2 separate regions of the Homo sapiens genome follow, and region 1 is linked to region 2. Evidence: chromatin contacts called from ENCODE Hi-C or POLR2A ChIA-PET data. All regions are on one chromosome and are shown on one strand. Each heading gives the region's core, a stretch centred on a gene start or an enhancer-like site at or near the end of the contact. The rest is flanking DNA. Distances are from core to core; before and after follow the strand shown.

What was found. A loop is a pair of places that touch in the nucleus more often than their neighbours do. ChIA-PET counts read pairs that join two places held with the same protein, here RNA polymerase II (POLR2A). Pooled maps may share reads with other maps.
Region 1: a pooled map shows a loop between it and region 2 (3-fold over the local background). The contact joins two enhancer-like sites. A Hi-C loop is called at or near these places in 5 of 50 pooled maps. POLR2A ChIA-PET finds 5 or more read pairs at or near these places in 5 of 52 experiments (A549, B cell, BJ and 2 more).

Annotation. Positions count from the first base shown.
Region 1 is chr16:84,748,599-84,753,850 of GRCh38, reverse strand. All of the region lies in intron 4 of USP10 (ubiquitin specific peptidase 10), which reads right to left. Among named protein-coding and RNA genes, the nearest start is that of USP10, 51 kb to the right of the region's middle. RefSeq lists an enhancer at 1,560-1,639. Within about 2 kb of position 2,455, at least 4 of the 41 ENCODE cell types and tissues checked have a DNase peak (open chromatin) inside an H3K27ac peak, as active enhancers do; they include B cell, where a contact is called at or near this core.
Region 2 is chr16:84,598,236-84,603,614 of GRCh38, reverse strand. The region is part of intron 2 of COTL1 (coactosin like F-actin binding protein 1); the gene reads left to right. Among named protein-coding and RNA genes, the nearest start is that of COTL1, 17 kb to the left of the region's middle. RefSeq lists enhancers at 1-146, 1-176, 3,258-3,407, 3,515-4,336, 5,079-5,379 and 1 more and silencers at 198-492, 3,642-3,841. Within about 2 kb of position 3,999, at least 31 of the 41 ENCODE cell types and tissues checked have a DNase peak (open chromatin) inside an H3K27ac peak, as active enhancers do; they include B cell, where a contact is called at or near this core.

The sequences.
Region 1 (5,252 bases), core at 1,206-3,705, 150 kb before region 2:
TACTCCAACTAGACAGTGCATGGCATACAGTAAGTTCTCATTAGACAGTAATACAGGATCAATTAAACATCTGGAGATTAAAGTTGTTGGTTACGGCAAATGACTCCACTCATATTTGTTAGAAATGACTCAACAGACTTTAAAGGTCATTTAGCTCCTGGTCCAGAAAGTCTAAATGACAGCTCCTGAGAAGACGCACAGTAAAGGGCAAGGGCCCAGGCACACAAACCAGGAAGACGGGGGTTCGCGCCCTGGCTCTGCCACTTCATTCATTGTGCGGCAGATCACTCCGCACCTGGAACAGGTAAGGAGCTGCACCACGCTCAGCTATAGCAAAGATGAGCACGCATGTAAATACATAAGCAGACCACTCCCGGCATGACGGCCAGCTCAATACAGACATCAGAATCCCCCCTAGAAAATAAAGAGCTAATAGAGGTGGAAGGAGAAGGGAAAAGCAAATGAATTTATGTGAGAGTCTGAGAAAACCAACAACTTTCAGCATCCCAAGAGGAAATGTTAGCCCAACTTCCTTAAAATCTTGACAAGTTTTAAACATCTTGACATATTAAAGATATATTAATAAAGTTCTATTTCAGGCAACACTTTGGGAGGCTATGGCAGGAAGATCACTTGAGTCCAGGAGTTCCAAGATCAGCCTGGGCCACACAGTGAGACTCTGTTGCTATGAAAAATAAAAAATAAAAAATAAAAAAATTAGCTGTACATGGTGGTGCCTGCCTATAGTCCCAACTACTCAGGAAGCTGGGGCAGGAAGACCACCTGCGCCTGAGAGATCAAGGCTGCAGTGAGCTATGATCATGCCACAGCACTCCAGCCTGAATGAATGAGCAAGACCCTGTTTCTTAAGAAAAAAAAAATACGTTTTTAAAAAATAAAGCTCCATTTTAAGAGGAATGATTGTAAGAAATGAAGATTAAATACTTATTGTCAAAGATTTTCTCTTAAGATCCAAACACTCAAGAAACATTTAAGGTCCACTTTTGTAACATCTCACACGTACACTAAGCCTTCCATCCTGACTCATTTCGATAACCATCAACTGGAGGAGACACTAACGCTTTATGAAGTTCGTGAGCTCCTCTTCTTCCTCGCAGTGAAAAAAACAGGGGTGCAAAAGCAGTTCTAATTCCTCCTAAGACCAGACCGAATTATGTTCAAGTGAATGAATCCTATTGTTATCATGCAAAAGTCAGGTCTTACGGACAAGCCAGAACTAATACCACTTCCAAATTTCTAATATCACTCTTCGCTCTATTTAAATTCCTCTTTCAACATCAACATTTTCATTTACAATGTTATTCCTAGCCTAAAGTCCAATACGCATTCCAATTATGGAGGCTAAAAGAATAAAAATGAGGAAGGCGGGCCACCAAGGATAGAGGGCAGGCAACTTCTAGGTTGAAACTTGACCTGCATTCCAAAGTCATTGCCATTGGTGTATCTATTTTACCTTCTTTAAGGGCATATAATAGAAGTTGGCTCTAATAACAAACTTTCCCCAGAAGCCTTCTTTTCAATTCATCATGGTTGGTATAATTTACTACTTAACTGTTCAGACAGCAACTTTAGGAAGATGGCCTCCCCCAGTCCATCTTTGTCACAGGAGTTGGTGGGGCTGCCTAGAACAATGTGTGAGAAAAGGCACAAAATGCCAGAATGACTCATAAAAGACACAAAATTGAAACCTGTAGTTCACTTTTGTAATAACTCACATGAAAAGGCTGAACTGAAATTTCACTCTTATGAAATCTGCTGACATACAGAAAAATGGAGTTGCTTAATAGCCTTTTTTCAAATTTTAAGACATACATGCTAGATGGTAGCTCACAAGGGCTGCCACAAATCAGCCCACTGAAATTGTTTATCAACTCAAAGGCAATACCAGCATCGTAAACTTTTATGTCATCATAAGCTATGATTATTCTTACACATATTTTACACATCAAATTCTGTTTTCCTAAAATTAGGACTTAGGGGTCATATTAACATTGAAAATCCCTGAAAATGCAAGGTACAGAACTCTGATTCTTAGGGCTCAATAACTGGCCCGTAATCGACATTCTGGTGTTGTTGACCTGCTTTTCTGTCATCATTCTAACTGTCCAGAACATTCTCCAAGTGCTTTTCTTTTCCTCATTACCATCAATTTGGAAGAACACACACTATCTTGGTTATCTAACCAGGTGGAGGACAGCAAAGTGACCAAAATGTACCACTACCCATTGACTACAGATCAACTTATGTTTCTGAAGTGGAAAGATGTATAATAAATGTGAGGCTACAAACATCGAATCAGATGTGGACTAAACTCTCAGTCCACAAGGGTGGATCCCGGTAAACAGGTGCCACGCCTTTTTAACTTAGATCACGCCGCATGACCACTGCCTGTGTACTTCAGAGTTTGAAGAGGAAGTGCAAAATATCTGAGAAACCATTTCCCCCAAGGAGCGGGGGGAAATATATGCATGATTTATAAACTGCCAAAATAAAGATCAGTTTTAGGATACACAGCCATGCTTAATGATGGGGATATGTTCTGAGAAATGTGGCATTAGGCAATTTTGTCATTGTGGGATCACATGCCTAGATGGTATAGCCAACTACACACCTGGGCCATATGCTAGAGCCTATTGCTCCTAAGCTACAAACCCGTACAGCATGTTGTGTACTGAATACCGTAGGCAACTGTAACACAACTCACTGGTCACTAGAAATTGTTTAGCTCCATTATAATCTTATGGGACCACTGTCGTACATGCGGTCTGTTGTTGACTGAAACATCATTAAAGCAGCACATAACTGTATGTTCATTTACACTTAAATAAACACGGACAGGGTAATTCATTAGAGAAGACCCAAATTGTAATAACTTTGTTTCTTGATCCAATGCCTTTTAGGTATAAAACCACTGTGAAAAATCATATAAACAGGTTTTGACTAACAATTCATAATAAATGACATTGCTAGATACCTCAACGCAATGTTTTCAGAGCTGTTCAAGAGCTCAGTTTTCCTAGTTCTCTCTCACTGGAATTTTAACTTATCGGGCAGTTGGCCACTCTTCTTACCCAGCATTATTTATATTCTGTTAAAACAAAATATACTGTTGCATAATTTTGAAAGCAAAACATCAAATACAAAATGGCTCTATTTGTGATGTGAAAGCATCTGATACAATTTCGTCTAGTATATGAGGAATGTTCCTTAGTAAAGACCCAGGAAAAGTACAATGTTCAATGAAAGCATACGTTCAATTTCAAACGTCACATGTTCGTCAACTCCAAAGTATCTGTGCTAATGAGGGAAGCAGCAGCAAAGGCACTCCCCACGTGTCTGCCATACTCACTCTTAACAAGGGTGTCGCGTTTTGCAACTACTTTCAAACACAAGCTATTAAGTTTTGGGTTTTTTTTTTTTTTTTTGAGACAGTCTCACTCTGTGGCCCAGGCTGGAGTGCAGTGGCACGATCTGGGCTCACTGAACCTCCACCTCCCCGGTTCAAGCTATTCTCCTGACACAGCCTCCTCAGTAGCTAGGATTACAGCCATGAGCCACCACGTCCATCTAATTTTTTTATTTTTAGTAAAGATGGGATTTCCCTATGTTGGCCAGGCTGGTCTTGAACTCCTGGCCTCAAGGGATCCACCCACCTCAACCTCCGAAAGTGCTGGGATTACAGGCGTGAGCCACTGTGCCGGGCTGTATTAAGTTTCCTTTTGTTGACTCCTACTGATAAATGGCAACCATCTCCTCTCAGACCAGTCACTGAAACACAGATCCCTCTCCAACCCTCGGCAAGACAGGGCTTTTGTGTTTAGATACATCCTTCCCTTGGGGCTAAAGGAAATCACTGAGTATTCAGTTCACACGCTCTCCCCTGGCGTGTCCTTCTCCTTTCAAATAACAGTTCACACTTGAAAAACAGCCAATGGAACAAAATGTTGACACATAACCTACACCGAGGAGATGGCCTTGCCACCAAGAAGGTCCAAGTAGAACCCGTTAAAGTGGATAGTTTAAGAGTAATCAAGAGTTTAATGTATTTCACTTCAAAATCCCTTATACGTGATTCTTTTAGTCCATCTGCCTTCTTAATTTCACTTCTGATGGCATAAAAACTAGCTGGCATTTATTAAGCAGACTTAACAATAGGGGAAATAGTCCAGAAATGTGAGTATTTGAAACAAACTTGAGATAAAAAATACACAAATTATTCCAAGCATTTTGTGTGTGTATAATTTTTTTTTTTTTTAAAGATGGGGTCTCAGTATGTTGCCCAGGCTGGCCTCGAACTCCCGGGCTCAAGTTATCGAGCCTCAAGCCTCAATCTCCACACTATCATGCCTGGCAGAAAGGAATACATTTAATGTCTAAATCATTCCCTACTCCCTCTTTCCCAAAAGTTAATAACACAAATACCACTGTCTCAGTAGAAACAGTTAGATACTAATGCAAGTCAAACTCTATTATAACCCACATCAACAGATCTTTTAATGAAACTAGACTTTCACTCAGTTAAACGCTGCTTAAAATAAGTGGGCCTACACTTAAAAGTGTGCCCACTAAAGGGAATTTGTGGTAGTGGATCTGACTTGTAACAAACTGAGTATGTTTTACCACTTTTATAAAGTAAATCCCTAAGTAGGAGAATAAAACAACAAAAAAAATTTCAAACAATGCCATTCTCCCTAAGCCCTATATGATCCCAAGGGTTATTCAATGTGACTCTATTGCTCTACTATCTCACGAGACTCCTGAAACTGTCAACAACTACGTTCTGTCTATCGAAGCCTCAACAAACAGGCTGAAAAGAATTATATATTTTTAAAGAAACTACACTTTTGCTCAGAAAATTAAAACATCTTCATAACTGACCTAACCAAATAGGATTAAAAAAATAATCTGTTTGGTAGGGGTTTACAATATGTCCACACAAAAATAATTACGTGGACTGTGTGTGGCAAGGCTTTCCTCTACTACCAGTCATTAAGAGGCCCTTACTTTCAGTGTTTGACAAAGCTACTTCAATTAGACTTTAACATATACAGAACATAACAAACTATTTATCAAACTATATTTAAAGTCATATGACTAAGTAGAATGTTCTAAAACATTTTAAATGAAGCTTTTCTTGGTTATTTTAAATAAAGATAGAGAAAATCTCCCTAAGATGGGAGGTTTTCCTTTGTGGAGCAATTTTAGAAACGAAACTATAATATTCTCAGCTG
Region 2 (5,379 bases), core at 2,750-5,249:
CGCCTTGTCCTTATCATCCTCACCTAGCGCTTCCCAACACTTCCTGTGTGCCAGGCCCGATTCCCAGGGCATCACCCCCTCAGCTGGCTGATGAGGATCAACGTGCTGTGTCACCGATGAGGAGACCTCCAGGGGGAGGCTTGCTGGTCCCCTGGGCTCTCAGTGGGTCCCCCTGTGTTTACGGCAGAGCTGTGACGCCGTGTTGTACCCACGGCCGGGTTTCCAGTGTGTTCACTCAGAGCCTGGCGCAGAGCCCTGGCTGAGTCACACTTCGTTGCCTCAGTCCTTTGGGAAGAGGGGAGGTTCTGCCTCGGATGTTGCATGGGGTAATGAATAAGTGAATCCGTAGAAGAGTAAAGTGAGTCAGCTGTCCCCGTGGGGGCTGGTGTGCGCAGGCTTGCGGGCTGGAGTGTTGTTAAAGTCCACGGGGAAGGAAAACTGGCTGCGAGTCTGCCCCCACCAACCAGGGGCTCCCAGGCAGAGATGGAGAGGCCTCCGGGGAACTGGGGGGCAGAGAGGGGAAGTCGCTGGGCCATTGTTACATGGGAGGAAAGGGGCAGAGCCAGGACCTGAACCCTGGTCTCCAGGCTCTCATGCCGCTGAGGTTTCAAGCCAGCTGCGTCCCTCTGGGCTACCGTTCTTGGTGCATGTGAAAGGTGGAGAAGCAGCTTCCTTGTTACGCAGGCATCACTGACTCTGGCATCGCTGACTCCAGCAACACTGCCTTTTTGGCCTTCCCTTTCCATGCACTTTTTTTTTTTTTTGAGATGAAGTCTCTGTCGCCCAGGCTGGAGTGCAGTGGCATGATCTCAGCTTACTGCAACCTCTGCCTCCTGGACTCAAGCAATTCTCCTACGTCAGCCTCCCGAGTAGCTGGGATTACAGGTGTGCACCACCATGAATGGCTAATTTTTGTATTTTTAGTAGAGACAGGGTTTTGCCGGGTTGGCCAGGCTGGTCTCGAATTCCTGAGCTCAAGTGATCTGCTCGCCTTGGCCTCCCAAAGTGCTGGGATTACAGGCATGAGCCACTGCGTCTGGCCACATGTGCTTTTATTAAACCACAAATTTGTCAAAACAAATCAGTTGTTATGTCTGTCCATATCCATTCGTTCCTGCCTGTCTATTCATTCCTGCTCTCTGGGGGTGGAAGTCACACTTTAAAAATCCTGACAAAGAATTGGTTTTATTCTTTTTTTTTTTTAATTAAAAGAAAAAAAGTTTTTTGAGACAGAGTCTCACTGTGGCCCAGGCTGGAGTGCAGTGGTGCGATCATAGTTCACTGCAGCCTCAACCTCCTGGGCTCAAGCAATCCTCCTGCCTCGGCCTCCCAAAGTGTTGGGATTACAGGTGTGAGCTGCTGTGCCCATCTGCTTGGTTTTACTCTTATAAAATGGCACCCCCCCCACCCCCATTGAACTGAAACGCAGCTGCAAATTTGGAACTGAAAAGCCTCTGAGAAGTCAAAGATGCCATGTAGATGCCCTTCATTTATTCGGGAAGTATGTATTGAGTACATGTGGGGCATCGTCTGGGTGCTTTGGATGTGCTAGGGAACGAGATTCCTTCCCTCCTGGAGTAGGGCTGAGCAAGCTGAAGGAGGCCTGTAGCTCATTCTGAGCCTTTAAGCTCTTAGTTTGCACACAGTTATCATCAGCTGCATCATATGCCCTTCTGGCTTGTGGTGAGTCGGAAAAAGAGAGAAGGGCTGGTGGAGGAAGGCGTTTTGAACTTGCCAGCAGAGGCTGTTGCTTTGTCTGGAGTTCTGTCACAATCTCCCTCTCAAATTGTCAACAAGAACCCTCTTTGTCCTTACCCTGTTCTCTGGAGGAACTCTGAGTCATCCTTCAAGACCCTGATCAGGATGGGTGCGGTGGCTTATGCCTGTAGTCCCAGCACTTTGGGAGGCCAGGATGGGGGGATCACGAGGTCAAGAGTTCGAGACCAGCCTGGCCAACATGGTGAAACCTGGTCTATATTAAAATACAAAAATTAGCTGGGTGTGGTGGAGCGTGCCAGTAATCCCAGCTACTCGGGAGGCTGAGGCAGGAGAACTGCTTGAACCCGGGAGGCGGAGGTTGCATGAGCCGAGATTGTGCCCCTGCACTCCAGCCTGGGTGACAGAGCAAGACTCCGTCTCGGGGGGATAAAAGAAAAAGACCCTAATCAAACATCACCTCCTCTGCAAAGCCAGTCCTGGTCACAGCTGCCCAGGCAGAGCGGATTTCCTTCTTTCCTTGATGCTCCTGTAACTGCCAGTCACAACTCTTTGCCATAGCAGTAATTTCATGGTATTCACACACTACATTTTTGTTTGCTATGGTAGACTGTATATTTTTTGAAGGTAGGGATTGCATTTTCAGCAAAATCCCTGTATCACAGATTGTCAGTAAGTGTTTGTCAAATAACCAACCCACAGCGATGGAAGAGGCAGCACAACAGTGAAAAGCAGACACAAGAGTATAAAGCAGTGTGTGCCAGGGCTGTTCAGTGATTGGGAGCCAGACGCTGAACCCCTCAGTGGCGCAGCGTCTCCTTATAGATGCTATAGATACTGTAATAAGGTCCTCAGAGCCTCCAGGGACTGCTTTACAGCCACTCTTCTCTAAGTCAGAGGGTGGAGTCAGGTCTAACACACTAACTCCCATTTAAGGAAGTAGAGAATTATCATGAAAGAAAGTGCTAGTGCTTTGTCATAGGGGGAAAACCTTTAGCTCTCGGTTTAATTTGGGTATCCAGATCAGCTTATACCCTGGAGGTTCTGCCGAAGTAATCATCTTTCTTTTCCTCTGGCCATCCTGTACTTCATTTTCTTATGTTCTCTGTCAAGCTAGGAAAGCTGGGTCATTCACACCTAGTGAAAATGCAATGAATCGGGGATCATTTGAGGAGTCTCCTGCGTGGGATATCAAACCGCATTTACAGTGTGAGCTCCAATGCAGAAACAATGTGCCTACACGCAGATACCCACACAATGCGGATCACATAAAGAAACAGAGCCTTGGCCGGGCGCAGTGGCTCGCGCCTGTAATCCTGGCTCTTTGGGAGACTGAGGCGGGCAGTTCACCTGAGGTCAGGGGTTCGAGATCAGCCTGGCCAACACGGTGAAAGCCCGTCTGTACTAAAACTACAAAAATTAGCCGAGCATGGTGGCAGGTGCCTGTAATCCCTGCTATTCAGGAGGCTGAGGCAGGAGAATCGCTTGAACCCAGGAGGCGGAGGTTGCAGTAAGCTGAGATCGTGCCACGGCACTGCAGGCTGGACAACAGAGCGAGATTTCGTCTCAAAAAAAAAAAAAAAAAAGAGCCTTTATTCATGCCCTATAAGGAATAAACCAAAAGGAGTTTAGAAATAAACAGAGTAATGGGTTTCAGTTTTTACACTTTTTAATACTTTTGCAAAGTTTTTTGAGCAGGACAGGAGGGTGTTTTTGGTTTGGTTTTGTTTTTGTCAACTGCAGGGAGTTACGAAAGTCACTCTGAAAAAAGACAGCAAGTGGTATAGTGATATCAGGCCTCTTAGTAATGAGAGCTCTCCCTTCAACTTCAGCAACGAACCTGGCCCCTTCCAGCCCCAGCCTCAGGCCCCCTCCCTCTTACAGACGTGGGCGGCCACTGAGCCCTCCTTCCTCTTTGGTGGCAAGAAGACATTTCTCCTTCCCCAGCCTTGCCCTCTCTCCCCTTAGCAGCCTGCTAGAAGCCAGCCGCTGCCATGGCGACTGCCCAGCTGTCCCCTTGCTCTGGGCAGCAGGATGTAAGAATTCTTTCCCATTTCCTTTCATCCTCGCTCCAGGGAGCTCCCTCGGTGGAAGCTGACAGCTCAGCTTTTTGGTGTGTGGGTTGTTTTTTCCCTTCCTGAGCCGTGTTTGCATAACCTCTCCGGAGTCTCTGTAAAGTTAGGGCAGCTTTAGAGTGAGCTGCAATCTTGCCGCTCTCTGGGGCAACTTCCTCCTGTCCTCCCCTTCCCCCTTTCTTTGGCCTTGCTCTAAAGTTCAGTGTTGGGTGGAAATTCTGAAATGATTCTTTTTTCTTTCCATTGGCCCACAGATAACGTATAAGGTGCCTATGACATGCCTGGCATGGTGATCAGTGCTGGGGCCATAACAAGACCCAGACAGATGTGAAAGTAGCTGAAAAGATCCAAAGGACTTACGCTAAAAAGTTTCTAGGGTGGTGGGGGATCCTTAATTTCTTCATTTTGCTTTTTTGTGTTTCTCATTATTCTACACCTAGTATGTGTTTTTGTAATGAAAAAAGGTTGTTCAAAACATTTGCAAAAGTGTTAAGAAAGTTACACAGTGCTCGACCCATAGCAGATCCTCCTTCCTCGGGGGTTTGGTCCTCCAGCCAGGACTGGCTTTGGCGATACGCAGAGGAGACTAGAATCTCTTTGGGGAAAAGGCAGAGGCCCCCAGTCAATGTGGATCCTGGGTGGGGGCCGCCCTGGTGAGAACACTGGGTGCCTGGTCAGAATCTCTTCCTCAGTGCTGACCTGAGCCTGAGATTTCAAGTTTGGGTGGGAGGGGGAAGGGGGGGAGGGGCAAGCCTTCAGAGCTTAGTGGGGACCATATGCCGTTTGTAACTTTTGGGGAGTTATTAGAGCGGCTCATCCTGGTGGCTTTGGTGATTACAGGTAATTCTTGCCTTTACCCCCCTCCCTAGCCCCTTTGTGGTCATCCTCTGTTTCTGTTGTCACTGGGTTTTCTCCCACATCCCCATCCCTTTGACTGCCCAGCAGCTCCAGCCTGATCACCCCCGACCCCGCTTGGACCCCCCCTGCTTGCTCCCCCCCACCCCTGCCGCTTGGTCCCCGCCGCCCCCACTTGGTTCTCCCGCTTGGTCTCCTGCTTGGTCTCCTTGTGTGGTCCTTCCCACCCCCACTGTCTCTCCTTTACCCCCTCTGGCCTTTCCCTGCCCCATCCCTCTCTCTTCCAGAGAGGTCGGGGTTGGTGGGGGGGGTTGGGGGGGAGAAGGGGAGGAGGAGGCACAGATGGGGAGGAGGTGGGAGAGGCGTAAAGGCACCTCCAGGACCCAGGGGAAAGGTCAGAGGAGAGCCAGGAGAGGGAAAGGCCAGAGAAAAGAGCATGTAACAGCCACCAGGGCCGGCTGCTGAGTTCACAGCTCTGCGCCAGGCGGTATCCTGAGAACGTTAGGATGCTGATTTGTTGACACAGATGAACTTACTTAGTAAATGAAGGCAGAGAACCTTGAAGAGATGACCTGGGCATTGGACTGAGGCTCCCTTTACCTACCTTCAGGGCCCTGCCTGGGGCTTCTAGGTCCCCACGGGTCCTTTGCAGGAGCCAAAGCTCCATCATTGGCTTCTGATGAGGCTTCATAGACCAGTGGAAGGAAGGGTCCGGCTCTTTTGAGAGTGAAGT